5 separate regions of the Homo sapiens genome follow, and all the other regions are linked to region 2. Evidence: chromatin loops called from intact Hi-C (ENCODE). Cell type or tissue: HCT116. All regions are shown on one strand. Each heading gives the region's core, and the rest is flanking DNA. Links, peaks and the distances in the headings are about the cores only.

What was found. Hi-C counts contacts between places; a loop is a spot of excess contacts. Peaks named below come from ENCODE experiments on the same cell type or tissue, not always from the same donor. Only the 100,000 strongest peaks of a DNase experiment are listed, where the experiment ranks them.
Region 1: it touches region 2 in a loop (6-fold over the local background); 14 of 110 quality-filtered maps call a loop at or near these places.
Region 3: it touches region 2 in a loop (6-fold over the local background); 74 of 110 quality-filtered maps call a loop at or near these places.
Region 4: it touches region 2 in a loop (7-fold over the local background); 5 of 110 quality-filtered maps call a loop at or near these places.
Region 5: it touches region 2 in a loop (8-fold over the local background); 40 of 110 quality-filtered maps call a loop at or near these places.

What each region holds. Positions count from the first base shown.
Region 1 is chr11:10,488,192-10,494,319 of GRCh38, reverse strand. It overlaps AMPD3 (adenosine monophosphate deaminase 3), which reads right to left. Exons shown (of 15, transcript NM_001025389.2): 7 at 777-971. Among named protein-coding and RNA genes, the nearest start is that of MIR4485, 17 kb to the left of the region's middle. RefSeq lists an enhancer at 5,377-6,128. In HCT116, for the core only: no CTCF peak of the experiment used is centred there; a DNase peak (open chromatin) is centred at 3,579; H3K4me3 peaks cover 1,286 bases; H3K27ac peaks cover 3,285 bases.
Region 2 is chr11:10,402,517-10,408,644 of GRCh38, reverse strand. All of the region lies in intron 2 of CAND1.11 (a long non-coding RNA gene), which reads right to left. Among named protein-coding and RNA genes, the nearest start is that of AMPD3, 50 kb to the left of the region's middle. In HCT116, for the core only: a CTCF peak has its summit at 2,342 (motif pointing left); DNase peaks (open chromatin) are centred at 1,444 and 2,294; H3K4me3 peaks cover 691 bases; H3K27ac peaks cover 1,720 bases.
Region 3 is chr11:10,656,429-10,662,556 of GRCh38, reverse strand. The region is part of intron 1 of IRAG1 (inositol 1,4,5-triphosphate receptor associated 1); the gene reads left to right. Among named protein-coding and RNA genes, the nearest start is that of IRAG1, 34 kb to the left of the region's middle. RefSeq lists a silencer at 2,841-3,135 and enhancers at 2,189-3,388, 4,757-4,906, 4,511-5,710. In HCT116, for the core only: no CTCF peak of the experiment used is centred there; DNase peaks (open chromatin) are centred at 2,696 and 4,968; H3K4me3 peaks cover 1,384 bases; H3K27ac peaks cover 5,000 bases.
Region 4 is chr11:10,621,440-10,627,567 of GRCh38, reverse strand. It overlaps IRAG1 (inositol 1,4,5-triphosphate receptor associated 1), which reads left to right. Exons shown (of 21, transcript NM_130385.4): 9 at 985-1,602; 10 at 3,712-3,790. Among named protein-coding and RNA genes, the nearest start is that of LYVE1, 56 kb to the right of the region's middle. RefSeq lists an enhancer at 3,984-4,113. In HCT116, for the core only: a CTCF peak has its summit at 2,927 (motif pointing left); a DNase peak (open chromatin) is centred at 2,927; H3K27ac peaks cover 4,225 bases.
Region 5 is chr11:10,524,091-10,530,218 of GRCh38, reverse strand. It overlaps RNF141 (ring finger protein 141), which reads left to right. Exons shown (of 6, transcript NM_016422.4): 4 at 4,846-5,027. Among named protein-coding and RNA genes, the nearest start is that of RNF141, 14 kb to the left of the region's middle. RefSeq lists an enhancer at 2,865-2,924. In HCT116, for the core only: no CTCF peak of the experiment used is centred there; a DNase peak (open chromatin) is centred at 2,778; H3K4me3 peaks cover 2,303 bases; H3K27ac peaks cover 4,506 bases.

The DNA of each region.
Region 1 (6,128 bases), core at 778-5,777, 85 kb before region 2:
CCCTGGTAGCTTCTACTCTCCTTTCTGTTTCTATGAATTTGCCTATTCTAGGGACCTTATATCAGTGGAATCATATGATATTTGTCCTTTTGTGTCTGGCTTCGATTTAGTATAATCTTTTGAAAAATCCATTCATGGTTGTTGCATGTACAGTACTTGACTCCCTTTTATGGCTGAATGATATTCCGTTGTATGGATATACCACATTTTGTTTACCCATTCATCTGTTGATGAACACCGGCTGTTTCTATCTGTTGGCTGCTATGAATAATACTGCTATGAACATTGGTATGTGAGTATCTGTTCAAGTTCCTGCTTTCAGTTCTTTTGGGTATATACCTAGAAATGAATTGCTGAGGCATAGGTAATTCTATACTTAACTTTTTTAGGAACTACCATACTGTTTTCCATAGCAGTTACACCATCATTTAGTGTTTTAATATTTTTTTAAGTTAATAAGGCACATGGCTGTCACCATTTTATAGGCAAGGAAATAAAGGCTTCTGTGAGTTGCCTAAGGGCACAAAACTCCTAAGTGGCAGGAGTGGGATTAGTGCTTAGACCTGTCAGGCCCCAAGCCACACACCCTCTTTCCCTGTCCCATGGCTGCCCCAGACCTGTTATTCTCTGAGGCCGCATGACCTCTCAGTCAGATAGAAGAGAAAGCTGCTTCCGTAGCACCTCCCGGCAAGCACAATCATGGTGGCTTTCCAGGGGGCTGAGTCCCCAGCCAGGGCTGCTGTCTGCTGGCGGCACTGGAGCAGAAGCTCACTCACCGCGTGGACATCCAGTGAGTCCACAGTGAGGTCGTAGGGGTCCATGTGCAGGCCGTCAAACACCTGCCGCAGGGTGATCTTCCGGCCCCGCTTCTCTGCCACAGTCCTGTCAGGCTCCGTCTGGTATGTGTGCTTGATGAAGCGCAGCAGATGCTTTTGGTTCATGCAGGCGGCCGCATGGATGTGTGTGTCCACCTGGAACACAGCGCCCACCAGGCCCTGAGTCAGGCCACCTCCCCTAGCAACAAGAGTTAAGACATCCAACCCTCAATGTGCACAGAACCCCAGCACCTCATGGGCCATCCGGGCAGCCCCACCAGTGTCTGGATCCCACCCCCCATTTCTCCTCCAGACTTCGGAACTGGTATCCCTCCCTTTCAGCCTTGCTGCGCATTCCACCTCCTTACAGCACCAGGAAATCTTTTTAAAATGCAGATTGGATCAGGCCATTCCCCAGTTAACAAATGACCTATGGGCCCATCAGTCTCAAGATAAAGCCCAAGCACCTTGGCCTGAGATTCAAGGCTTATTTCAAGCCTTAACTCTCGCCTTGCCACTGCCCCATTCTGTGCTGCAGCCGTGACAAACCACTTACGGGTACACCACACACCAAGGTACAGTACACTGCATCCCTTTGCCCACGTGTTTCTTCAGTCTGGAATGCCCTCCTTTCTCTCCACCATCTCATCCACCTAGAAATTTCCCACAACCTCCTCCATTTGGGAGCCAACCTTGTTCCTCCAAGCACAACTGAATGCTCTTTCCCTTGCCCAACCTCAAAACCTGGCACAGGCATCCCATTGTTGTGCAGACCGTCCCGATCACTCTAACGTTTGTGTGTCTACGCTTTCACTAGACTGGGAGCTCCTCAAGGACAAGGGCCATGTTTGATGCCTCTAAGTCTTCAGCACCTACCCCAGAGCCTAGTACAAAGTCGAACCAATGGATGAATGAATGAACAAATTAACAGGTACGACAGGTTCTCACAGTTTTAGTGATAACCCTGAGGGCCCATCAAATCCCACTCTTCCCATTGATCCCTCTCAGAACCCTCAGAGCATTCCCAAAGCAAACCTCCAAGTGGGAATGAATGAAAAGAACAGACACTAAAGGCCAAGCCTCCAAACACACCCTTCCTTGACTAGTTACACCTCACCCAAACTCCAGGGCATCCAAGTCCCAAGAAGAAGCCACTCTACTGGAAGCCGCTCTACTGACCCTAAGCCAACATATGGACTCAAGCTGTGGGGCCCAAGGCCAAAGATCTTAGAGCAAATCCTAAGAAGCAGAAATGAACAGTCAGCTTAGACTTCTCCCCACATTCCAGGGAAAGGCAGTTTTTTGCAGAAGGCACCTTTGCAGAAGGAGCCCAGCAAGGTCTCAAAACACCTCATGGGATTTCTCATGCCCTCTATATCATGCTAAGTCCTGTGATACCAGACCGACCCCTTGCATCTCTGTCCTCTCCTTTTCAGCCTCCTTAGTCAGCTCATCCTCACTACCAGACCTCTTAATAATGGAATTTCTTGATGCCTGGTCCTGGGCCCTCTTGTCCTCTCACTATAAATTCTCTCCAAAGGTGATCTGTTCCATTTCTGTGCATTTAATTATTTTCCTTATACCAATTCCCAAATTTATGCCACCAGCCAAAAGCTCCAGAACTGTACATACTATTGCCTTCTTGATATCTCTATCTGGATAACCCAAAGGCAGTTCAAATTTAATATATCCAAAAGTGGACTCTCCATCTCTGACCCCAGCCCAAACCTGATTTTCTCCCAGATTCTGGAATCCCAGGAAATGGTGTGTCCTGAATCCAGCTGGTCATGCTGAAAAACTGGGAGTCATCCTTGGCCTTCCTACTACTCCCTTCCCTCAGTGAGTCTCATCAGTTCTACCTTCCAAATGGATGTCAAATCCATACAATATTCTCCAACCTCACTGCCACCACGGGAGTTCAAGCCTGCATGTTCTCAGGCCTGAATTCACAGTGACCTCCTAACTGGTCTTGTTCCTTTTTCTTGTGCTCTGGTTCAATTCATTCTCCATACACAGAAGCTAGAAGGGATTCTTTAAATGTAATTTGATTCTGTTACTGAACCCTCTTCATTAATCTTAGGATGAGGGCTCTGCTAATATTGCCTGGATCCTACCCATCTCCCCAACCCCTCATCCCCAGTCTGCCTTTTCACTGTGCTTCACTCATAGGACAACCACAAGCCCTAAGGAAATGAAGCCCCAGCTAAGCTGAGGGATGGCCTCAAGTCACTATGGGTAAACTGACTCCCCCTCCCTGAGCACAAGGGACCTATGGGAGCTCCGGGGGAGGACGACAGCAGCCTCAAGGCCAGGCTGCTGACAGCCATTAGACCACACTCTGGAGCTACTGCTGCGGCCGACTGGGCGCTCAGCCCGGGCTGGGGTGAGGAGGCGGCTGACCTCAGGGCAGGGAATGCTGTCCACGGCTGGCTGAGCATCTCCAAGTAATGCCAAACCAGATATTTGATCCACTGGACCTCTGTGAGCATTATGCCAGCCAGCCCATGTCGTTAGCCACAGCACTCACTCATCAGCATCCTTCCTGCCATTAATCTTGCCATTCTTACCAGAAAGACAGACCACTGGACACTGGGGAAACAAAGCAAAGCAGAAAACTAAAACATCCCCAAAGCCCAGGCTCCTCAGAGATGAGGCTGGGCTCACGTGGGATGCACAAAAGAAGGTCAGCCTGGCTCAGCTCAGCTGGACACAGCTTGGTACAATGACCTCAGCATGACTCAGCGGATTCTGGGCTTTCTGGTCCTGTCCTCTGGCTTACCAATGACACACCACAGGGGGGTCAGCCTGTCCTTACCCCCATGAGTCACAAGATAAATGAGGAAAACAACTGGACAATCCAGGAAGCACCCCATCCAAACTTCAGAACTCAAGGGTGATTATTTTAGGAACAAAATAATTGAAGGTCATTGGAGGTCAGTGTTTTCAGTTCACCAGAGGATCCAAGTGCATTCCCCGTGTTCACCTAAGACCTCAGATGTAAAGAAAGAGCAGAGTTTCCAGACCTGGGACCTAAGCCAACATTGACCATTTCCATACCCATGGCAGGCATCAATAATCGAACACAGCACTCTTTTCACTAAGCTTTAGGGGTGGCCCCTAATTGGTCAGGTTTGGCACAGAAGGTAAAACCTATTTGCTATTCTTAATATGACACTTAAACCACAGTGGATGTCACCTACTTCTACCCAATTCCCAAGCAGCAAACACACTCAGCTCTTCTGTCTTGCTTCTGCATAGAAAACAAGTGTCTCAGTCACACAGTCCTGCTGGCTGGGCCTCGGGGTGTCTCAGCCCTTCACCTGCTGTAGTGTGACAGGTGCCTTCACAGATACCACCCACACAGATCCACGGCCACGTCGCAGCTCCTGCCTCAGACCACAGCCCTTGTCTGCCCCAGGGACACCAATAGCCACTTTAGACATACGGAGGCCATCATCCAGCCCATTCTGGATTTTAGAAAGCAGCTCTCCTCCCCATAGTAGAGGCTATGAGAGTGCTATCAAGGCCAGGTGTGGTGACCCACGCCTGTAATCTCAGCACTTTGGGAGGCCAAGGCAGGCAGATCACCTGAGGCTGAGAGTTCGGGGCCAGCCTGGGCAATATGGCAAAACCCCATCTCTACTAAAAATACAAAAATTAGCCAGGAGTGGTGCCAGGCACCTATAATCCCAGCTACTCGGGAGGCTGAGGCAGGAGAATCACTTGAACCCAGGAGGCTGAGGTTGCAGTGAGCTGAGATTGTACCACTGCACTCCAGCCTGGGCAACAAGAGCAAAACTTCATCTCAAAAAAAAAAAAGAGAGACAGAGTGCTATCAAGTAGGCAGCACCCAGGGGCGGGCACAGACCTGACTCATAGCAGACCTGCGCCCATGTTTATGGACTGACTGTGGTGCCTAAGAACAGGCCACTGGGTCATAGATATCAAGGTCATCTCTGTCCAGAGAAAACATTAACCCCAAGACTGCAGGAGAACCCTGGGGATAGGCTCTGATTTGTTACCCTAGCCCCACGCCAGGACTGTTTCTCATGTTGTGGCCAGAGGGCAGCTGGTAGACCCAGGAACACCCACTGGGGCCCCACCTTAGAAGAAAACAGTGTCAGTGCCAGCACAGCCAGTGAGGACACCTTGGCCCCAGGCAGCAGGAAGCAGGTAAGCCCAGAGCATTCACGTATGCTCAGGGCAGGGCTGCATCGGGCTGGGCAAGGCGTTTCTTTGAACACGGGCCTGGGCATGTGCTAGGCGTGTGAAGTTCTTTGGGCAGGGCTGAGAGGAGTTCACACAGTGATGGAGGCATCCACCTGTCTGAACGCCTAAGCCTCACAGAGAAGGAACAAATGGTGCTTGAAGGTGAAAATGCCAGGGTGCCCACGTAAGTGGTGTCTAAAACACCTTTCACTTCTGCCTGGAAATCCCCAAAACACTTCTGTAAGCCTCTCAGGGCACATGAGCTGAAGCCAAACTCTCACTTCTTAAAGCTCTTGATCCCATCCAAGTGGGAGTCTGTGTTGGACCCCTGGCGTGTAACAGAAGTGGTCTTAGGGCCTCCAGGTAGGGTCTTCCATCTGCATTGCTGATATGCTCCCAGCCAGGGGGTCAGGGAGGCTGGAGCTGGGCTTTCCCAGAGGAGCCACATCCTCCCCTGGCCTACCCTCCCTTATCAAAGCTGACCCCAAAAAGAAGAAGTCCCCAAGAGGTTCCCAGCTGGGACAGAGCTCCTGTGGAGATGGCAACCCCACTGTGACTCCACCCAGCTTTAGCCATCCCTCCTCCAAGCAAAGCCTGATCCCGACTCTTCCCCCAGGAGCTTCTCTCCCAGCTCGCCACCACACCCCGGCCCACCTCCCTGCCTTCTGTGGGAAACCCACAGCCCCTGCATGATCCAGGACCTCCCCACATCTCTGCAGCCTTACTCTCCCCACAACCCGCTGCTCCCCGCTCCCAATGCCTGAGCTCCAACCACACCACACTGCTTGCAGTTATGTCAACACACTGTTCTGACTCTCTCGACTCTCTCATACCATCCCTCCCTCCTGACATTTGCACATCACGTGCCTCTACCTGGAATGCCACCACTTCCATTCCCCTACCACACCCTCTGCCTGGCAAGCTCCTACTCACTCTAAGTCAGCTCAGTTCTGGCCTCTCCCTCAAAGCCACCTGGTTGACAGGAAGTGACTCTTGCTCACCATCAAACACCCCCTGCCTAGCACTGACCCTGTGCCTCACTGCACAGCGCTTCAGCAAAAGAGAATGGAAAGGCTAGGGCCATGATCATTTAACCTTCGCTCC
Region 2 (6,128 bases), core at 423-5,422:
AAAATTGTCTTTACATTTTTAATGGTTGAGAAAAAAATCTAAAGAAGAATATTTTGTGACACATGAAAATTACATGAATTCCAATTTTGCCACCCATAAATTAAGTTTTCTTGGAACATGACCACATTTATTCATTTACCCATTGTCCTTGGCTGCTTTTCCACTGCAATGGCAGAGTCGAGTAGTTGTGACAGACACCATATGATCCTACGAACCTCAGACATTTACTATCTAGCCCTTTACAGAATAGTTCGCCAACACTTGCTCTAGACCAAAGCCCAGAAAGGGAATTTAAGACCCATCTGGCTGACCACTCTCAACTTCTCTTCCCATCCCGCTCCATTTCTCCTTGCACTGCCCCCGCCACTGCCCTCCACTCTCCACCATCTCCTGTCCTCCCTCCTTCTTCCTCCCACAATTCCCTGGGACCAAGAAATGGGTGCTTATTTGCTTCCTTTATGTCAGATCCTCCCCCTTTCTACTCTAGCCTCATGAGAAAGCCTTAGGGACAGGCACAGGTACCTTCCCTAGGCCAGAGCTTCCCCGTGGAAGTGCTTCAGATGGGCCACAGGCATGCAGCACAATGGTGATGCCCTCGGTCCTCAGGTGAGAGGGCAGCCAAAGTGCACAGGCTGGGTACCTCTAAGGAGAACCTCACCTACAGCTCCTTGGAGGGCAGCCAAGAGTGGGCCCCATCAAACAGCAAGGACAGTGATCTCATCCCAAGCGGCGAGGACACGTCCTTTGGCAGCTTGCTGCATAGTGTGCCACTCCCACATGGACAGAGCCAGAAACCCACTGGAGGAGTGTGTGTCCCTTGCGTCGGGTGAGCACAGAGCACAGACCAAGAGGGATGGGGCCGGGGGCAAGGAGAGCAGGAGGGAGCTTCTGGCAGCCACAGTAGAAATGGCAGCCCTGAATCTGTCTTCACGCCTATGTACAGAAACCATAAAATTCATTGTCCAAAATAGTATACTTTCTTTTTTTAAATCGACTTTAATGAGGTATAATTTACATATAATGAAATGCATCTATTTTAACTATATAGTACTATGAGTTTCTGCAAATGTATACATGGGTGATCCACCAGTGTCACCACTACCATGATCAAGATACACAATGTTGTCATTACCCCCCAAATGCCCCATATGCCCCACTGCAGTCACTCACCCCCACCACTGCCTGAGACAACTACTCATCTGTCTTCCATCACTACAAATTAGTTTTGCCTATTCTAGAATTTCAAATAAATGGAATCATACAGCATGTACTTTTTTGTGTCTGGCTTCTTTCATTCTGGGCAATGTTTCGAGATTCATCCACACTGTGTATGAACACCAAACTGGCACGCTTCTTGTTTGTTTTTTAGCAAAGGGAAGTGCTCTGGATAGTCATGTCATGTCAGAAGAATGAATCAGAGCCCTTCAGGACAAATCAGGACAACAGTCACTCGATGTATATGGGCTGTTCCTGTCTTTCTCAGTAGATGAGCCTCTTTAGTCACCTCCACACTGCCTGCAGGATATCTGATGTAAAATTGCATGTGTATTCTGCAGATTAGGGCTTCACCATTACCTAAGTGCACTAGAATCCAAAAGGTTTGAAGGGTGCTAAATCCAATGCTCATCCCAAAAAATTTCAATACCACATTTGTTGTTTGAAAAAAGAAAATGCCGTTATAGTCTCTATATGATTTCAACTGGTATATATTTTTTAACAGGTGCAAAATTGTTTTTAACTTTTTATCACCAATCTGTACAAACAAATTTCCTGTTAATGATGATTATGGGTACAATGTACACTATTCAAGTGATAGTTACAGGAAAAGCCCAGACTTCACCACTTTGCAATATATCCATGTAACAAAATGGCACTTGTACCCACTAAATCTATAAACATTTAAAAATTAGAAACAAATGAAATTTGAAAAAAGAATGAAGAAACCCTTAAAAATCTTGATCAGAAATTCCATGTAGCCATTTCAAGCCTAAAACTACATAAAAAAGACATGTTAATTTGAAGCAAGCTCATGTTTAACAATAAAATATTTAAATGATTTTCTTTAGAATATTATATAAATTCAACATTTAATATTTTGTTTTGTATATTATTGTAATAATATAACATGAAGAAAATGTGAATTTTTTTCACTAGCTCCCATGTAGGCATTCCCAAATCCCCTTTAGCTGACCCCAGTGTGCCACACGCATATTCTCACTTTCTAAGCGTGTTGTGAACAGGGAAGCATTAGTCAGCACTGCCCCCACACTATGGGAGAAGCCAGTACCCTGGGCTAGGACGCATGTTTCTTGCTAAAGAGACCTCTCCTGCCCTCTAGTGATAATTTTTGTAGCTGGATCTCAGAGGGAAAACAGTGATGTAATGAGTAATTAAATATATCTGTTTTATATTTGCAAAATTGCCATCCCTGTCACATGCATTATAGCTATCTTGGGTCCTGACAGATAAAAACTTTCACAAGCATCCCTCTGTTGCTCCCTGGTGCCTGGGAGGTCGAGCCTGTGGCTTCTCTTCCATGATTCCACCTCTCCTCTCTGCCCTCATCTTCTCCACCCCTGTGGCACGGCAAAGTCTCCACCATCCCCAGCCAGTGACACCACCCTTGCCATCACCTAGGACCAGTGGCCACTGAACCCCCTTCCCACCCTTACCAGATGCAAGGACTGTAGTGGTGGAGAGGGGAGCATGGGCCTGGGAAGCAAACACCTAATTGTTCATTGTACAACAATTTGTTATCAACCGACAAACTCCAGGCATTCAGAAAATTTGGGATTCCCTTGGCACACAGAGGGAAAGGGGGGCAGCTGTACCATAAACGCTTCCCATACCCCTTGTCTCTGTAGAAACCCAGCCTTTTATCCCCAAGCAGCAGCACTTAGCAAGTGGTCACACAAGAGGGAAGGTAAAATCACCACCCATCAACTAAAGGATGAAGTATCTGTTTGAGTTATCAGTATACAGTCACAGAAGTGAAAGATACATGCATGAAAATTAGAACATATCAAAGTTGAGGATCACCTATGCAAACAACAAAAAAGTCGTTGAGAACAGCTGAATTTTCATCTGAAATGAGAACTATAGAATATTTACTATTGAGGTAATTTCTGTTCTATTGAGTAGAAATCCAGCAAACAACAATCTATTTTTTTTTTTTTTTTTTTTTTTTTGAGATGGAGTTTCACTCTTTTCACCCTGGCTAGAATGCAATGGTGAGATCTTGGCTCACTGCAACCTCCACCTTCCAGGTTCAAGCGATTCTCCTGCCTCAGCCTCCCAAGTAGCTGGGATTACAGGTGCCCACCACCATGCCCAATTAATTTTTGTATTTTTTGTAGAGACAAGGTTTCACCATTTTGGTCAGGCTGGTCTCGAACTCCTGACCTCAAGTGATCCACCCGCCTTGGCCTCCCAAAGTGCTGAGATTACAGGCATGAGCCACCAAGCCCGGCCACTAACTACAATTCTATATATAGTTGGCCCTCCATCTCCAAGAGTTCCATAGCCATGGATGCAACCAAGTGTGGATGGAAAATATTCGAAAAAAAAAGTGGCATCCATCCTAAACATATAAAGACTTTTATTCTCTTCATTACTGCCAAGAAATAGAGTATAACAACTATTTACATAGTATTTACATTTTATTAGGTATTATCAGTACAGTTAAGCATCCATTAACAATGGGGATATGGTCTGAGAGATGTGTCTTTAGGTGATTTGGTTGTGCAAACACCACAGAGTGTACTCACATAAACCTAGATTGTATAGCCTACCACATACCTAGGCTATATGGGATAGCCTGTCGCTCCTGGGCTACAAACCTCTACAGCATGTTCTATACTGAATATTGTAGGCAACTGTAACACAATAGTAAGGATTTGTGTATTTAAACATATGTAAACAAAGAAAAGATACAGTAAAAATACAGTATAAAAGACTAAAAAATGAACAAATGGAGCTTGCAGGACTGGAAGTTGCTCTGGGTGAGTCAGTGAGTGATCAGTAAGTGAATGTGAAGGCCTAGGACATCACTGCGCACTATCGTAGACTTCATAAATACTGTACAATGAGGCCACACTACATTTGTTTTAAACGTTTTTTCTTTCTTCAATAATAGATTAACCTTAACTTACTGTAACTTTTTTACTTTGTAAACTTGTTAATTTTTGCAAATTGTGACTCTTTTGTAATAACATTTAGCTTGAAACACATAGTATAGCTGTACAAAAATTCTTTATATCCTATTCTATGAGCTTTCATCTATTTTTTATAAACTTTTTTTTTACTCTTTAAAATTTTAAAACTTTAAACTTTTTTGTTAAAAACGAAGACACAAACACACACATTAGCCTAGGCCTGCACAGGGTCAGGATCATCCATATCACTGTCTTCCACCTCCACATCTTGTCCCACTGGAAGATCTTCAGGGGCAGTAACATGCATGGAGCTGTCATCTCCTATCCTAACAGTGTCCTCTTCTGGAATACCTCCTGGAGGACCTCCTGAGGCTATTTTACAGTTAACAATTTTTTATAAGTAGAAGGAGTACACTCTAATGATAAAAAGTATAGTATAATATAGTAAACACACAAACCAGTAACATAGTCATTTATTATCTTGTCAAGTATTATGCACTGCACATAATTGTATGTGCTATACTTTTGTGCAACTGGCAGTGCAGTAGGTTTGTTTACACCAGAAACAATGTGAATGGTTGTTTATCATCACAACATGTAAATGATGCATTGCACTATGATTTTATGAGGGCTACGATGTCACTAGGCAATAGTAATTTTTCAGCTCCATTTTAATCTCAGGGGACCCCATTGTATATGTAGCCCATCATCGACTTAATCATCATTGTGTGGCACATGACTGTAATTGAGAGATGATTAAAGTATACAGAGGATGTGCATAGGTTATATGCAAATACTGTGCCATTTTATACCAGGGACTTGAGCATCCTCAGATTTGGGTATCTGTGGGAGGTCCTGGAACCAATCCCCCACGGAAATCAAGGGACAATTGTACTACGTTCCAGTGTTCAGTTCCGTTTAATCTTCATTCTGCTCTGCTACATTTTCAACCTCTGCAGGCCAAAAGCCCTGAATTCTCTGCCTAGCCCTCTTTTGTCCAAGTAGAGACCCAGAAGTCCATTTGGGGAAGAGCTGTCAAAAGGTTAAGTCATATCCAGGAGTGGCAGCTTGTACGGCTATGATGGACATCAGAGGGACACAGGATTTCTCTCGCCTTTATTTCTAAGTAGACCCCTTTCAGAAGCACCCTCCACCCCAGATGGGTTTTCCAAGTCCCAGTCCTGATGTCTAACTAATCCCTTTTCCCTGGACTATGTGAGCTGACTGGGCTACAGAGCTAGGCAGTAACCAGCCAAATCTCCTCTTAGTCACAGATACATGTGGCACAACAAGGCAGGTGCCTCGGTGTCCAGGTGGACAGGTTCTGTTCATACCTCATTTGGAATCAAAGAGCAGCTGTCTTGGGCCCCCAGGCTGTTGGTCTCTAGATCAGTGGGGCCCCCATTAGATCCCACACAAGATGGCAGTCATCAACAATTGAGCTCCACCGAGTTCCTGTGGGACTGAGGTCTGATGATTTCTTGAGGGCTCTTCCCCTATCACATTGATCTTTCTGAAGACGAATTTTATCATCGGTTATGTGTCAGGTAGGACTCTTCTGGTTGCAAGTGATTTTTTAAAAATTCTAACTGGCTTAAGCAAAAAAGGGCACATGAAACTAAAAAAGACCAGGGACAGCCAGCTTCAGGCAAAGCTTTACACTAGGCTCAAAGAATGACATTGCCCAGTCTAGCTGTACCTCTGCTCTGCTCTGTCTCTGTTGGCTTCAATCTCAGACTTTACATCTATGGAAAAATGGCTACCAGCAATTCCAAGCTTCATCTTCCCACATACATGTCCAATGGGAAAAGAACAAGTCTCTTCCCCAATGCTCAGGATCAATTCCTGGAATTCACTCAGAAAGACCACTCTTGGGCCATGTACCCATCCCTGAACTAATCACCACAATCATAGTGATGGAACAGGATACATTCCCAACACATCCAAGCTGTGCTCTCCTCTAAAGTCTGGCCA
Region 3 (6,128 bases), core at 654-5,653, 250 kb before region 2:
TTAGGTTAAAGCTAGAAGAGCCATTGATAAGTTAATCTGAAAATTCACTTTGCAAATTACTCCTGGATGGCAGAACAGAAGCATGAAGGTGTCAGAGAAGGAGGCCCTGGCCTTTTGTGAGGTTTTAGTTGTAGAATACTATGGGAGAAATTTGCACATCTGTGTGGCAGAGAAGACATGAAACCCGGGTACATCATCGAGAGAGAGAAAAACTTGGCCATTAACCTGGGGAAGCTCAATGAGAATGAGGGCAGGCAAGGCCACCCACTTGCTTATATAGCAACCCAGATGATGGCTAAGTTTTGTATTTTTAGTAGAGATGGGGTTTCACCATGTTGGCCAGGCTGGTCTTGAACTCCTGACTTCAAGTGATCCACCCGCCTTGATCTCCCAAAGCCCTGGGATTACAGGCATGGGCAACTGCACCCAGCCTATGTAAAACCTTCTTCTCTGCTTTTTAGAAATACGGTGTCATTCATTTATTAACTCAATAAACATTTAGTGAATGCCTATTCTGTGTTTGACCCTGTACTGGAGGCAGGTCATAAAAATATGAATATTATAAGAATATTCATAAAGCTATGAATAAGGCAGAGTCTCTGCTCTTGAGATGTTCAAATTCTAGTTGGGTTGAGTTCTGGGCAAAGTACCCTGGGAGGATAGGGCAGTAGGCTGAATACTCCCCCCTCCCCAAGATGTCTACATCCTAACCCAGGAACCTATGAAGATGTTACCTTAAATGGCAAAAGGGCCTTTGCAGATATGATTAAATTGGGAATACTTAGATGGAGATTACCCTGGATTAACTGAGCGGGTTCAATGTAATCATGAGTTCTTATAAGGAGGCAGGACGGTGAAAGTCAGAGGAGAAGGAAATGTGAAGGGGGAAGCAGAGATCAGAGGGGAGAAAAGATGCCAGCGACTCTGCTGGCTTTGAGGATGGAGAAAAAAGGGTCACCAGCCAACGAATGTAGGCAGCCTCTAAAGCTGGAAATGGCAGGAAATGGATTCTCCCCTAGAGCCTCCTGAAGAAGCACAGCCCTGCTGATGCTTAGACTTTAGCCTGCTGAGATGGATTTTGAACTTCTGACCTCAAGAATTGTAAGATAATGAATTTGTGCAGTTTTAAGCCACCAAATATGTGGAAATTTGGTACAGACGCAGTAGGAAACTACTACAGGAAGGGAGTAACTTTTCCTGAGGTGAAGAGGAGGAATGGGTTTATGAAGGAGGAGATATGTGAACTGGGTCTTGGAGGACAAGTAGGAACCCATAAAGTATAGAAGGAGGACAGAAGGCAGCCCAAGTATAAGGAGGAGGATGTATGCAAAGGGTGTAAAAAAGCAGGGCATGTTTGGAGGTTGGCTTTTGGTCCACTGTGGTTGGGGCATAAGGTGTACAAAGGTTGAAAGAGGGGATCAGCCTCGAGAGAGGGGCTAGGAGCTTGACTCAGAACTGGCCCCCCCATGGTAAAAGGGAATCAATCCTCAAGGAGTTTATGAAGGGGAAGGATGATCCAATTTGTGTTTCAGACAGACTGCTCTGGTATCATTATGGAGGGTCATTGGAAGGGACCAGGCCAGAGGTAAGGAGACAAATGAGGCTGTTGCAGTGACTCAGGTCACACAGAGCCATGGGCAGGGGTGCCAGGGATGGGAGGAAGGGCATTTCTGAACTAGGATTGATGGGACTCAGAGTCATCTAATTGAATGTGGAGGGTGACAGAAATGAAGGAGTCACGGTGACTTCTAGGTTTGTAGCTTGAGTGCCATTCTCTGGGGCACAGGAGGAGTGGGCTGGGGAGGGAAAGAAACAATGAGCTCTGTCAGGGATGTGTTGAGGATAAGGGATTCATAGTCCACTTGGGAAAAGTTGTCCAAAGACAATTGGCAATGAAGTCTCCATAACTGTGCTATCTTGGGGTGATACTAAAGTCATCTGTGTTCCTTCTGCACCCTGGTAGGAGCAAGAATCAGGGAGCCTGGGGCTGAGTAGCTCAGTGGTGTGCTGGCAATGTTCCACGGCCAGCTCTCTGGGGGGAAAAGGCCCTGATATGTACATAGTGTTTGCCAATTTCCATGGTATAGATACTCCCACTATGACCAATGGCAAGCTACTAACTCACCCTCACTGATCATGGAACTGAGAAGAGATGGGCAGTAGCAAATCATTATATAGTTTCCGCTATGCAGAGACAATAGAAATAAATCTTCAGAAGAGCATAGATAATAGTAAAATGTAGTAAAATAATTAAAAAGCAGTTATTTTGAGTATTTATCTCCTTTTTGTTTAATGTGAGTTCATGTAATTTATTTTTTAATAATGTCTGTGTTTAACCACCAGTTCACAGAATTCTTGAAAATTACATTAGACTCTTATGAGCTGGAACAAGCAGGCTCCTGTGCACCACTAAAGAGATTCCTCCAAAGTACAAGTTAGAAGGGCCCAGAAATCCACCTACTTCTCAGGCTTAGTGACTCTCTAAAGTCACCCATGTGGGGAGGCAGAGCCAAGCCTAGGGCCTAGGAGACAGTTCCTGATCCTCCATGTCTTCCTGGAGACCCCTCGGTGCCCTGCCCTTTATGGGATCTCACAGACCCAGAATGCCGTGTGGTCCTTGACCCCAGGATGATGACTCATGTCACTCTTGAGTGAGTGACTCAGGGAAGAGGCTGCTGAGCAGCCTGGAACAAACAGAACTGGGCAAGATTTATATCTGCTAGGCGCTAAATGGGAGGCTCAGATACTTTGCTGCTATTCTCGGTGCCTTTGAACTGCCTCCGATTGAGCAATTGTACATATTTTGAAGAAGAAAAAATTTTTTCAAGTGGACCTATTTTTAAAAAAAGAATTCCTGAAGTGAACAAGCTGGAAAGGAAACCTGGGGAGATGTTTAGGCTTATTTCCTGTCATTGGTCTGAGCAGGTGCTGGCTCCTTCCCAGGGCACCCCCAGCCAACAAAGCCTATACGAGCTCCACAGGAGCGGAGAGCAGGGCTGGAGAAAATCGGGCCCTAAGAAGGTTTCCCACAGAGGTGCAAACCCCAGGATTGTCGGGGTTCTCAGGGCCAGCCTCCCGAAACGTGACTTTGTTTAGGGGACACAGTCTTGGGGGAAGTGACTTCCACTTCCTCATCCTCCCTTTTCTGTTGCCACCGAGGCTTTCTCCCTGCATCTCCGCCCTTCACCATTCCTGCTCCTGCACAATTCCCTTCAATCTAGATCCACTTTCAGGAGAGAATCCTGGGGCTTCCACCACACACTGGGGGGTGGCTGTACCCCCTTCAGTCACTCACTTACCCACTTGTTCAGCACAGCACAAATACCTACTTGGCCAGACACTGTGGCTGGCTCTCTTCCAGGAGGGATTCCACACTAGGCCTCATGTCTCACCTGTGGAACAAAAACCTCTGTTTTGGGGGAGTCATCATGAGTACAGGGATAGTGGAAAGAACTGGGGCTTTGAAACCAGACCAACCTGGGACTGAGCACAGCCCAGACCTGGGACTAAGCACAGCACAGATCTGGGGCAAGCACAGCACAGACCTGGGACTGAGCACAGCACAGACGTTGGGCAGCCACAGCACAGACCTTGGGCAGCCATAGCACAGACCTGGGACTGAGCACAGCACAGACATGGGGTGAGCACAGCACAGACATGGGGTAACCACAGCACAGACCTAGGACTGAGCACGGCACAGACATGGGGTGAGCACAGCACAGACATGGGGTAACCACAGCACAGACCTAGGACTGAGCACAGCACAGACACGGGGCAAGCACAGCACGGACCTGGGACTGACCACAGCACGGACCTGGGACTGACCACAGCACTGACCTGGGACTGACCACAGCACAGACCTGGGACTGACCACAGCACGGACCTGGGACTGAGCACAGCACAGACATGGGGCAAGCCCAGCACAGACCTGGGACTGTCCACAGCAAAGACCAGGACTGAGTCTCTTTTACTTGCAGGAGACAAATCTGGGAGCTCTGAGCCACTAGGATGAACACCAGAGTCTCTCTGAGCCTTGGCTTGGTTTTGTTGATGCTGTGCATGCTTAGAGAACTCAGCTGCCCTGTTTGGAGAATGGCGAGGGCACTGAGTGGACTCTATGTACCAGCACCTTGCATGTATTTCCTGATTTAATCGTTACAACAACGCTAAAAGGTGGGTGCTATTACCTCCATTTTCAAATGAGGGAACTGAGGCCAGGGGAGATTTATCCAGCAAGGGAGAGGCAGAGGAAGGATTAGAACGGAATCTGCCAAGCAACAAAGCCCCGTGAGCAGGCCAAGGTTAGGAAGCAGGATGGGGCTTTCCCAAGGCAGGCTTCCCATCCGGCTCACTTGTGGAGTCGCGGAACCCAGCTCTGCAGTTGGCCAGGCCCAGGGGACCCCCAGAGGCACCTCCCAGCACTTTCAGCAGATCTCCTGTGGGGAGCATCCTCTCTCCTGCGAGAGTGACCATGAGAGCATGAGAGCAAGAACAATGACGAGTCACTGCCGAAGGACGCCTGCTTTCACAGCACAGACACAATGGCTTACCCTTTACTATGAGCAAAACCGTCAAAATGAAAAGTCAGAAAGCTGCCACATGCAGCCGGGCTCGGGGCATGGGTGCTCTGGGGACTTTTCTGACTCTGCCCCTCACTCATAGATGTGGCCTTGGTCACATGCCTGCCCCTCTGGGCCTCGGTTCCCCATTGGTAAAAATGGGTGCAGGGGTAAGACTGGTGAGTTCTCAGTGTCCCTCCATCACCCTCTGGATTTGCAGAAGGGCTAAGAGAGCTCCACGTGCAGTCACCCCCAACAATTCCCCCCATCAGTTGTCCATCTAGAGATAGACCCGTGGTATTAATAGCAACCTAATCTCTTTCACATTCTTTGTGCTGCTAAAATGAAAGCAAAAATTCAAAGCTGGAAGAACAAAAAAACTCCCTTCTGAGAATACTGAGTCACTCCAGAAAGGTCAGTGGAGGCTAGGTTAACCCATGGTTTCCCGAAAGGGCTTCTTGGCTCTTCCCTCAATGCTCAAAGATTCACAGAGAGAATCTGAGAGCCGCTTAGCTTACGGGCTGTGCTCCTGGGATACTGTGGTTTCAGAGAGGAGTTTGGTCTCTCCTAGGCAGGTTGCAAGGCTCTGGGAGAGGCATCTTTGGCGCCATGATGAGAGGCTGCTGCTGCCTGCCGAGAACAGGCTTGGCCCTGCAAGGAAGGGGAGCATCAGACCCAGATTCGGTGAATTCCCAGCACTGCCATTCATGAGCGATGACATTGGGCAAGTCTCTGGGCCTCTGTTTCCTCATCTGTAACATGGGTCTAACTTTAATGTTAATAATAATAGTACTTACTCTCCCCATCTCACAGGGCTGCTGACAGCACTGAAAGAGATAGTCTCTGTAAATTCTGTTCCTGAACCGTGCGTCCCGATGATGGCTCTATACTTTCTGGGATACAGTAAGGCCTTTGAAGCCTACAAGGCAGGGCCGGCCTCCGCGTCCTCCACCTGCTGCTACCACCTACCAGAGGACATGCAGGCTCAACTGTAGGCCACTCTTTAGCCCTCATAAGACCCCGGCCCGACAACCGAAGTGTAGGTCCTGTTTCCTCCCCTCTGCCTCCCACCATCCTTAGCCTCACTGGGAGTACTCACTCCAGCCCTCCCCTGGGAGGCAGGGCCCCCGTGCTAGTCTTTTCTGCCACACTCAAGCAGAACTCCTGGTGAAGAAGCCAGAGTGGAAGAGAGGAAAGATGGCGGGCCTAGGAGTCAGACTAGCCTGGATTATAGCCCTTCACCAGCTACTTACTAGCTGTGTGATCTTGAGCAGGTTGCGGAACCTCTCTGAGCCCTAGATCCTTAATATATTAAATGGAAATAATAAAACCTATCTCATGGGGGTTAAAGAAAATAGCACTTGAAATACATTTAGCATAGTGTCCGATGCTCAGTAGGCGACTTAGAAGTAGCTGAAGAATGAAAGCATGAACAAAAGCATATTAGTTTGTTTTCTTTCATGAGCAGGGGCAGATAAAATATTTAAATATGGTTTAGGAACTTCTAGCCTCTTCAGTTGCACAAATTACTGGATAGTTATCCCAGCAGAGTCTCTTGGAAGATTTGCA
Region 4 (6,128 bases), core at 538-5,537, 220 kb before region 2:
CTGCCTTATAGTGACTAGAAGTCTAAGGTGGAGGGGTGGGGAGGCAGGATTCAGGGGGGTGAACTCCGTGGAGGCAATACTCACAGCGCTGACCCCCAGTCAGGCTGCTGGTTGGAGACAAGGGGGACCTCCAGGCCAGGTGAGACTGTGGCTCCTGTCAGCTCCAGTGAAAAGGGCAGGAAAGCGCCAGCCCCTGCCTGGGATTCTGTCTGGGGAAGCCGGGAAAACCTCATCTTTGTTGATGAGCAACAGAAGCGCCCCACCCTGCTCACATCGAGGGGCCCACGTGCTCAGTGTTTCAAGGGCAGCAGTAGAATTTAGTGTCACCTGGAACTGGGTCTGGGATACAGTCCTCTGGAAGAGTCTCAGCACACACGAGGCAGCCACACAGACCCCCAGACCCACGTGCTGCTCACGGCCCAGGTTTCCCTTGGGGAATGAACAAAGTAAACTAACACTGCAGAATCTTAGAGCTTCTGAGCAGGAAGACATCACCTTTGCAAGAATCACCCCATCCAATGATCCCTAACCTCTTTGGATCATGGAACTCTGAGAAATTGTTGAAAGCTGTGGATGTTTTTCCTAGAAAAACACCCCTCCACACACAGACATACACATACATAATTTCAGAGGGTTCACAAACCTGGGTCCCTAAGAGTTAAGGGCCTTGCTAAGCAGCACCAAGGCTAGATCTGGGGCAACTGAGTTAGGGCCAAAGCTGCCTTCTATTCAGTTTTCCTCAGCTCCTATCCCTTGGGAAATTCTTGGCTGGTTTTGGATTGCAGGTTCCATTTTCCTGTCTGTTTGACAAACCTCGGGCAGAAGCCCTCTCCTTCCACATCGTCCACTCATACCCCATACACACTTATACAAATGGGCCCCTTGGCAAGGTGTGTGGGGGCAGAGACTCCACAGCAGAAGTGGCCTCACCTGTTTCCCCTCAACCTGCCCCCGAGGGTTCCAGCTCTACCTTGTCTTTTTCAGAACGTCCCCAAAGGGCTAGCTGACAGGAAGCAGAATGACCAGAGGAAAGTGTCTCAGGGCAGGCTGGCTCCTCGTCCTCCTCCAGTTGAGAAGTCCAAAGAGATTGCAATAGAACAAAAGGAAAACTTCGATCCCCTCCAGTACCCCGAGACCACACCCAAAGGCCTAGCTCCTGTTACAAACAGCAGTGGGAAAATGGCCCTGAACAGCCCTCAGCCTGGCCCCGTGGAGAGCGAGCTGGGGAAGCAGCTCTTGAAAACGGGCTGGGAGGGCAGCCCTCTGCCGAGAAGTCCAACCCAGGATGCGGCAGGAGTGGGTCCCCCAGCCTCCCAGGGGAGAGGCCCAGCTGGAGAGCCGATGGGGCCCGAGGCTGGCTCCAAAGCTGAGCTTCCACCCACTGTGTCCCGGCCCCCGCTGCTGCGAGGGCTCTCCTGGGACAGTGGCCCTGAAGAACCTGGCCCCCGGCTGCAGAAAGTGCTTGCCAAGCTGCCACTGGCAGAGGAAGAAAAGCGTTTTGCAGGCAAGGCCGGCGGCAAGCTGGCCAAGGCCCCTGGTCTCAAAGACTTTCAGATACAAGTGCAGCCCGTGCGGATGCAGAAACTGACCAAGCTCCGAGAGGTGGGTTCCTGGGGGCCAGTTGGGCAGAGTGTGTACTCCAGGTACTCCCTGGGCTGAAGACCTCAGGGCTGAGTCTGGGCCCCTGGCCAGGGCAGCTCTGGCCTGGACTTGGGCCTTGTGAGGGCGTAAATTTTCCCACTCTGAGAAGTCAGGCCTATTTATGTGGCATCTCTTTCCTAAATACCAGTTTTAGGTGCTTTTTTATGCCAGTTACCAGGCAGAGCTCAGTCTAAAATCTAGTTGCCACACAAAGCCACATCTCAGGGGAAGGCAGACGTGTGGAGGGACATGTGGGCCCCTCAGTCCTGGGCTGCTTTCCTCCTCCAACCGGAGTCAGTGGCTCATAAACAGGAATCCCTTGATGGAGTGCCCAGTCATGCCTAGGATTAGCTAGCAAGGGTGAAATAGTGATTTCCTTTGTGATGCCCCCAAGCCTTCCTTCCTGATGCCTGTTAACAAAAGCTTTAAGTCCATCTGCAAGTGTGAAGGCTGCTCCGCCCATGGTGAGTTTCTTCCAGTGCCCATGGTGTCCCCTCAGCTTCTGTTGGCCATCAAACCAGGCACAGCGGTCTCCTGTGGGGTTGCCACCCTATGCAGGGTATGATTGGGGGCATCCAGAGATAGAGACCAGATAACAGGACAAAGCAATTCTGACCAGTCCTGTCTCCTCCAGAAGGCCCACTTGGAATATAAACCAAGGCACCTGGATTCCACAGAGTGAGGCCCAGCACCCTCAGAGCAGGAGGCTTCTCCTGGCTCCTCTACAGAGGGAAATGTGGGGCAGGGAAGAAAAGAAGGTGCCCGATAGCACTCAAGCACAATTGAGGGGATTTGTGTGCTGGCAGGGACACATTCCAATGCTGGCCACTATCCTATTCAGATACCTTCATGATGCTCTGAACTGGAGGCACAGGGGAGCTGGGGCGTGGCTGCTGATGTTAACATTTTACACACAAAACTCCTCCTAGTCAGAAAGACCCAACTAACTAGCGGATCAAACAGCACAGGGCCCAGAGGAGTTGCCACAGTCCCGGATCTCTAGCGGAAGTTGGAGCCAAGGGGCCGATAGCCAGGGATTTGCCTTCATGGGCCTCTGGTTATCAGAGCCTCCTCACTCCCTACACTCCTGCAGATTTCGCCCACCCAGAGAAGTTACAGGGAACCTGGAGGCCCCATGTCACTAACCACTACCCTGGCACCTGAGTGCCCAGCCCCTACCCGACTCCAGTGTGCTGAAGCTGATGGGCTGTGGGCCTCTGGCTTGCTAACCAAATGGGTAAAGGGTCCTTGACCATGACTTCCACTTGGATCATGAGCACCCTCTGCTGGCCCCTTCCTTTCCTCCCTTCTCGGGGGACAAACCATTCCCAAGTGCCCTCTGCCACACAGCAGACTGAAGATCCATAAGTCACAGGGGCAAGGAGCTCTGCCAGGTGCCTCCACTCAGGTCCTTGGTCTGGTGCTAATTGGCTTAGAGCAGGTGTGAGCCCACTTGGGCCACATCCCATCTCTCCCCGGGCTCTGCCAGCTGAGGCCCTAAGCCAGCAATTCTCAGGCCTCACTTTTCTGGAGAGTTTAAAAACTCAAGAGGTGCCATAAAAGGCCATTGATGACCTGAGTGTGTGGGGCAATCGCAGCTCCTGGAAGTGAGCAGTCACTGCCCGGAATGACAGGGCAGGAAGATCCAGCCAGCCATGAGATCGCCAAAGCTGTTTCCAGGAGCAGCGCCATACACACCCAGGGGACCCTCCTGTCCCAGAGCCCTTAGTTCTGCCCCTGTGTGTCCTTTGCAAACCTCAGCCACAGTGAGGCCAAGCAGTTCATTTACCCTGAAGCCCACAGACTTGTTTAAAAAGACCATGCCAAGGGTAGTCCCTGACCCATGGAAAGTGGTGCTGACAGTGGCGTTTCAGGCACCTTCACGGACTGGGAGAGGAACTATTTCCTGGTGCTTCTCAGGCCTCACCATGCCATGCCTGCCCACCCACCTCTCAGGCTGCCCCGCTTTCCCACCTAAGATAGTGGTCGCAGAACCATAGACAGAGCCAAGAGAACAGCCCAGCCCAGTGTCATCATCTGAAATTGTTATCTCTTTCTTTTACCACAAAGGAGCACATCCTGATGAGAAATCAGAACTTAGTGGGGCTCAAGCTTCCAGACCTTAGTGAAGCAGCTGAGCAGGAAAAAGGTAGGTGGGGTTGGGGCAGATGCTGTCTCAGCGAGTGCTGATTTGTCTGTGCCAGATCAAGGAAGGTGAATGTGTAAACACAAGACTTCCTGTGTCTTCCTCAGGAAACATTTGCTGGTGAATGAATGAATCCGATTGTGTCTTCTGCCCGCTCAGCACCTCCAAACCTGCCTCCTTCCAACCAGCCCCCAGGCCTCGCTGTCAGCCCTCCCTAAGCCATGCTGGCATCTAGTGGGCCTGGAAGGGTGCCTCAGGCCTGAACTTTTGACACTTCCTTTTCCTCGTACACCCAGGAAGCTGCCCAAACTGAAGAGTTCCTCTTTTCAAGGCATCACGGCCATCTCTTGCTTACTAATCTGCTGTCACCACAAAGTCCATACCCCAGCCCTGCCCTGCTGGGTAGCTGCAGGCCCCTTCCTCCAAGCCTCTGGTTCCCTGTCCACCTTCTGCCAGAACCATGGCGGGGAAAATGGTTCTGAAAATGAGGCTTCAGCCCCCGCACTGCCTCCCTCTCTGCACTCACCTCTGCCGATGTTCTCAGTAGGGTTCTGACCCCTCTAGATCTAGCTGGGCAAGTCCAGCCCTGCTCCCAGTGCCCCCAACACCCTTCCTCGGCCCCATTCTCCTGCATGAGTATGTCGAGCCCCACCACGAGTTGGAACTGTAAGCCCTGCTACCACTCAGGTGACCTGGGCAAGCTATTCAACCTCCCTGGGCATGTAAAACCAGGCTAAGAACAGTACCTGCCTTCTTAGGTGATTATGGAGATTAAAGCAGCTAATATCTATAAAGTACCTAAAACAATACCTGGTACATGACAGGTGTTATCTAGGTGTCAGCTATTATCCCTAGAGAAGAAGCCCCCAAGGGCAGGAGTGTGTGTGTGTGTGTGTGTGTGTGTCCACTGCTTACAACAATGCCTGGCACTACTAGGGCCTGCATAGGTATTTGTTGAATGAACGAATGAAATTGTATGAGATGTGGCAGGGGGCTAGGTGAACCTGTAATCCCAGCACTTTGGGAGGGAGGTGGCTTGCTTGAGCTGAGGACTTTGAGACCAGTCTGGGCAGCATGACGAAGCCCCATCTCTACAAAAAATACAAAAATTACCTGGGCATGGTGACACACACCTGTAGTCCCAGCTACCCGGGAGGCTGAGGTGGGAGGATCGCTTGAGCCTGGGAGGTCAAGGCTGCAGTGAACTGTGATCGTGCCACTGTACTCTAGGGTCTCGCTCTGGGGTACAGAGTGAGATCCTGTCTCAAAAGAAACATTTTTAAAAAGATGTGGCAGGAGCATTGAGATAGGTACATGAAAATAATTTGTAACTGTAACCATAGTGCCATGAGGTGGGCAAAGAGGCATGGGTGAGTGGAGAGAGATGAGTGTTTCCAACAGGCCAGGCTCCTGGCTCTTCCCTCTTCCCAGAGCCTCTTCTCTGTGGCCACTCACCCTCTAGCCTCTGTGCCTCTGTCCCCGCGGCATCTCCCTCCTGCTGGGCTATCTCCCTCCTCTCTGAGTCATATGGTACCTGTTCCTTAAAGCAGTGGGTTAGTCCCACCAGCTCTGCAATCTTCTACTTTCTTGACTTTCTTTTGTATTTTACTCTATATAGTACTCCCTTTTTCAGAGGGGGTGGGGGACTATTTTTTATTGTAAATATATATAACATTCAACTTGCCATTTTAGCCATTTTTAAGTATACAGTTCAGTGGCAGTAAGTACATTCATATTATGAAGCCATCACCACTATCCATTTCTAGAACGTTTTCATCATTGCAAACTGAAATGCCATACTCATTAAAACAATAACTCTTTATTCCCTCCCTCCCCAGCCCCTGGTGATCACCTTCTACTTTCTGTCTCTATGTATTTGACTCTTCTAGATCCCTCCTAGAAATGGAATCATACAGTATCTGTCCTTTTGTGTCGAGCTCATTTCAATTAGTAAAACATCTTCAAGGTTCATCCGTGTCACCTAGTCCTTTTAATTCAATCTTAATTAATAAACTTCCCATAGCATTTTCCACAGTATAAACCATTTTGTTACCTCTGATTTTATGTAATCTTCCCAGTCAGCTAAGAGGGGCAGGGATTCTTGCTCTTATAGTTGAGGAAACTGAGGCCCGAGGATCTCCTGACTCCAAATCTCATGGTTTGGCCATCTCATGAACAGTTTTAAAACTTTTTTTAAGCTGCACAACATTTCAGACAAGCTGATCTGTAGGAGGCCAGCGTGTTGGGGAGATGCAAATGGGGCTGCTCTGGTTGAAGGGGATAGAAGGGCTTGGATCCTTCATCTTCTGAGACTGTGGGCCCAAGGTACCTCCAGGGACCC
Region 5 (6,128 bases), core at 323-5,322, 120 kb before region 2:
AGTAATTTTTAGTTATGGGATAGATTTTTTGCCAGCTGTCATTGAGTATTAGAAAGCCTCAACCACCACTGAGTAGATTCAGATAGAAAGTTCTTAACTTTTTGAGGCTACAAACCTTTTGATTAAATGAAGGCATGAATTTTATTAGGCCACCTCCTATCCCCACCCCGGCTCTAAAACAAAGAACAAAATCATCCATATGCATATAAACCATAAATTGGGCATTCATGAGCGCTCTGAAGTTCATTCCCGACTGACCCATAAAGATTCCCTGGGTTAGGAGATTTTTCCTTTGAGTCACGGACCCTGGAGGTTACCCAAATAATATGCCTTATTTCCTCAGTAGATTGTCAGTTTTACCCATACTGTGTTTTGCTTCCAGTTTATTCAGATAAACATTTGAGCACAAGTGTGAGAGGCATTAGGAATATATGATAAATAAGACAGATTTCATGCTCTCAAGCAGACTGATCTCTCTCTTCTGATCCAGATTATCACAGATTTTGTATTAATCTCTATACTTCTAGACTCTTCTCCAAATTCTAATTTATGCTGCTGTGAGATTAACCTTTCTAAAGCACAACTCGCATCAGATTACTGCCTTGCTTAAAATTCCTCAGTAATTCCTTCTTGCCTACCAAATAGTCCCAACTCCTACAATATGACTCCAAACTATCTTTTCTGCATTAGTCACAATGACCTTCTTTTGCTCTGCATTCTTATCAGGCTTAACTAACTTAAGACTGTATCATTGTTACTTTTCTTTTCCAGTTCAGTGCTTCTGCTTATTGTGTTTTCTCAACTAGGATGTCCATTCCTTCCATTAGGAAGTCACGGAAAATTCCTGTTAAACCAGTTTAAACAAAAACAATACTTATTTTCTCACTTATCAAGAAATCCTAACTCTATAGACTAACTGCAGGATTGGTTAAATTAAAGACCCAGCAGATGTCACTTCTGAACTCACTGGTCAGTATTGGGTCATATCCCCTTCATACACCTACACTGACAGAGGGAATATGATTAGCATGATTGGTTTAGATTAGACTAACCAGGATTGACTCCTGCATCATTTCAGGGAATGGTGGACACAAAAACAAAATAAGGTTCTGCTGGCAATGAAAAGAAGGAATGGTATTTGGATAATCAGCCAGTAGTTTCTGCCACACCTTTTATTTCTGCATCTCTAAACCTGATGTCTCTTTAAAGGTCCACCTCAAATACCATCTCATCCATTAAGTCTTCCTGAATAGGAGTTCTCTTGTCTCTTCCAGATTCCAACAGCACATTATTTATACTTTATAATACTGCATTACGAAAAAAGTTGTTTAGGTTCTTAGCTCCCCTTTAGAGAGTAAGCTCCTGAGGGCAGGAACTATGTCTAGATTCATTATTGTATCTCTTACAGGCTGTAATACGGTGCTTTACACATAGTAGGAACTCAGTATATATTAAGTGAACAAAAAAAATCTGTTGAAATAATACTCTCTTTTTAAATGACTGGGATAGGTTGAAGCTTTCCTTGTTTATTGACACAGTATATTATCTAAATTACACTTAATGTTCATTTTTATTTCATAAAGTACTCAGCTCACATTGAAGAGGCCAATATAAATTGTAGAAAGCTAAGGGAATACGAATATATCAGGCTTTTCATCCCTTCGTTTTTTGTTGCTCTTTGACAAATACAGACTTAAGGTTTAATTTTATTAGTAGTCAAATTCCTTTTTGCCTCAATATGTCTAACATCTGTATGTGATTAAACATCTTCCTTAAAATAAGATTCTAAGTAGAGAAACAAAAGTACTAAAGGCACAGGCAATTAGATATTTTTTCATGTGATTTTTCTTGATTTTAGAGCTACTCTAAAGAAATTTTTTTATTTGCATTCCTTAGGTTCTTTCTGAAAGAATCTGAGAGGTCAGTGTTTATGTTAGAAAGAGGTCAAGTCCACCATGAAAAACTGATAGGAGATTGAGAGTTTCACATTTCTTAATGTTAAACAACTTTAAAAAAATTGTACTTTAACCCTCTGTATTTACATTAAGTCTTTTTCTTGACTCTCTGCCATCTGCTATGATTATCCTTAAATAATATTTAATCCACTATAAAAAATGATCTAAATTATGTTTAAATGGAATATTTTATGGAAATAATATTAGAAAAATAAGAGATTAATTAAAAACTAGGTACTAAGGTGGCTGTTAAGAACTACATGAATTATATTATTTCATCCTTCTTTTTTCTTAGACCAACTTCTTAGAGTCATTCTTGGCTTTTCTTTGTCTCTCACACCTGACAATCTGTAAGTGAGTCCTGTCACATCAAAATGTATTCAGAATCTGGCTAGCTCTCACCATCTACGCTACTACCACCCTATTCCTAGTGACCATCCTCTATCACCAGGATTATTCCAGTAGCCTCCTAACTGATCTCCCTGCTTCTCTTGCCCTGCTTCTGTCTATTCTCAGCACAACAAGCAGTCTATTCCAAGCACAACAACCAGCCTATTCCACATCACAATTTGAAATGTAAATTAGATCATATTACTCCTTGGCTCAAAACCCCCCCCCGTGACTTCTCATGCACTTGGAATCAAAGCTACAGTTATTACTGAAATCAGCAAAGTCCTATATATTCTATTCCCACCTCACCGTCTATCTACCACTCCTTCCTCTGTCCGTCTGTCACTCTGTTCCAAACACTCTGGGCTTCTTGTGAGACTCTCTGTGCTCCTTGCCAGGTACACCTCTATTAAACAGCCTTTGTATTTCCTGTTGTCTCAGCCTGGAATGATCTTCCCCCTAGACATCTATATGACTCATTTCTGCACCTTTCAGTTCTTAAATGTCAACTTCTCTGTAAGGCCTTCCCTGTAACCCCTCAGCGTTCCTTCTCCCCTGTTTCATCTTCTCCATTACACTTATTTTCATCTAACCTAATCTGTATCTGTATTTTATTTGCCTGTCTCTCCTACCTATCATGTAACTTGCTTGAGGGCAGGGATTTTGTTTTATACACACTGTGGCTAGTGCCTAGAGCAGTGCACATAGTACCAATAACATCCACATAATGGTACTCAATAAATACTTGTTTCAGGAATCCTATGATGAGAATAGTTACAGTGTGATACACTTTGCTATTTCTGTACTGACCTTATATGGATTATTCCATAATTTCTTCTGTACTATGCAGTTCCAAAGGACTACCCGTTTCCTCAGCTCTGAAGATCTATTTTGTAAGCCTGTTAAATTCCTGTTACTTTTTAATTCTGTTTATTCTCTACCTCATGTACAGTCTTTTAGTACAAAGAACCTTGTATATTTGCATCTCCAGATAGATTTTACCTTCCCAAAATTTAATCAACTTTCTGATTATTAGAGATGGTTCTAAAATTTCTTAGTATGGTATATGACTCATTCTTTTTTTTTTTTTTTGAGACGTAGTCTTGCTCTGTCGCCCAGGCTGGAGTGCAGTGGCGCCATCTCGGCTCACTGCAACCTCCGCCTCCTGGTTCAAGTGATTCTCCTGCCTCAGCTTCCCAAGTAGCTGGGACTATAGGCGTGTGCCACCATGCTCAGCTAATTTTTTGTACTTTTAGTAGAGATGGGGTTTCACCGTGTTAGCCAGGATGGTCTCAATCTCCTGACCTCATGATCTGCCCACCTCGGCCTCCCAAAGTGCTGGGATTACAAGCATGAGCCACCGTGCCTGGCCGCATGACTCATTCTTGAGTCTCAGTATTTTTTTCCCTGCCTTTTCAAATAGTAAGCAATTAATAAACGTGTTACAACTATTATTTTCATTTACAATATTCAAATGTATAATAATATTTTAAAATATGTAATCTACCTCATTTTCTGATACCCCTAGTTCCATCAATACATTCCAGAACCTAAAGTCACAATTTTATGGCCCTGTGTCTTTGTCTCTCTCCCTATATTCTTCATTTCTTTCTAAATATTTTCTGATTTTGCTTGTTCTTACTCTGATATGCACTTAATAGATTTCATGGCTTACTTCTTCCCCAGTCTTCCATCCTATGTCTTGTGCTGAAAGGAAGTCTTTCATGTCTCTAATCTTTCTCTGATTTCAAGTTCTTCATCCAAGAACATTATACCTTCACCTTACTGGCCTCGGTCATTTCATTATGCCTCACTCCATGGCTCCCCAAAGCTTGTGAAAGCAATCTCCTCTGCTTGCCCCAAGTATCTTCTACATTAGATTGTAAACTGGATGGGGGAGAGGTACAACCTGTAAAGGTACAACCTTTGGGCCACTGGTTTCACCTCATATTAAACGAGTTTTTTGATAAAGCTCAAAATGGCCTTCTGGGAAAAGTCCAACCACCTTTTGTTAGGATTTATTTTAAAGTAATTTTCTTGCTTTAGTTTAGAAGTTTTGGTACAAAATAGAACTTAAAGATATTTAAGAAAGTACTTGTTTGAGTTGTAGAATCTCATGCGGTTGTTGGAGTCAAATGAATCCTGTGGTTAAGAAATTCTTTAAGAAATTAAAGTGAAAGAATTGTTAATACTGATCTCTAAAATTTATTTCTTAACTCTGAGAAAGTCACCTTACCCATCAACAGCATAATGCCTAATTAATCTTACAGGGTGATTTTGTGTGTTAAATGAGGTAAATTTGTATAAGAAGTTTGAACCCCACAAGTGTAGGGGACATGGTATTACTCATTTATTCAGACTCTTGCTTTCTTATGTAATTTGCAAATCCTGAAAACTCCTATTTCCTAGGATGTTTGACTAAATATTTGTTCCCCCTTTTTGGGAAAAATTGGTCAGAGAAATGATCAACTTTTCTTTTTCATGTTCTTTGTATTTTTAGATTAACAAAAGCAGTGGCATTGTGGAGGCATCACGGATCATGAATTTATACCAGTTTATTCAACTTTATAAAGATATCACAAGTCAAGCAGCAGGAGTATTGGCACAGAGCTCCACCTCTGAAGAACCTGATGAAAACTCATCCTCTGTAACATCTTGTCAGGCTAGTCTTTGGATGGGAAGGTATATAATGCATAAGTATTGTATTTCACTTATTTTCTAATATGAAAACAACTGAAATCTATTAATATTTTTGCTGTTGCTCATTGTAGCATCTTAAATCTTTTTTTTTTCTCAGTTGGTATTGTATCTGAGATCAGTTTTGGGGTTATTCTGTGCTTCGGATGTTGTTACAGTGCTAAATTAAAGTGGCTTGGCAGGGCCACTTTAATATTAATGTTTCTGTCACACTGGTCTCCAGGAATCCGCTCTATATGCATGCATTTATTGACAAAGGAGATAGTTAACACCTTCCTTATAATAGGTATTTAGGTTCTTAGACAGTCAAAGCTTTTTAGGGAATTAGGTCAAAGAATTTGGCAAAATCATCCCACTTTTTTTAAAAAATGTCTAATTGAAGCATTAAAATTTTATATATTGGCTTCAGGACTTGGCAGTCCATTCAGGAAGGAACCGAATGCATATACTTAGTTACCAGAAGGAAATGAAGTCAGCCAGAGTTTTCTCTGATGATGTTTGTTTACCCAGGCCTAATACATTATTGTTCTATCTAAACTTTCTTTTCCTTCTCTGTTATGCTTTTGGCACATGAAAGTTCCCACTTCTTGACATTTGACAATCATGATCATAATTTAAATTTGTAAATATCTCATTGGAAAAAGATTTACATGGGTCCAAACATGTTGACATCCTGTCTTACTGTCATACTGGGTAGATAGCAGAAATCTATATTCACCGTGTCCTTTACCTTAAAGTTAAGAATGTACTTAACAGTGATTTTTTTTTTTTTAATTGAGGCGGAGTCTTGCTCTGTCGCCCAGGCGCGATCTCGGCTCACTGCAAGCTCTGCCTCCCGGGTTCACGCCATTCTCCTGCCTCAGCCTCCCAAGTAGCTGGGACTACAGGCGCCCGCCACCACGCCCGGCTAATTTTTTGTATTTTTAGTAGAGACGGGGTTTCACCGTGTTAGCCAGGACGGTCTCCATTTCCCAACCTCATGATCCTGCCCTCCTCGGCCTCCCAGAGTGCTGGGATTACAGGCATGAGCCACCATGCCCGGCCAGTGGTTTCTTTTTTTTTACTGCTCTATTTACAGTTGCATTT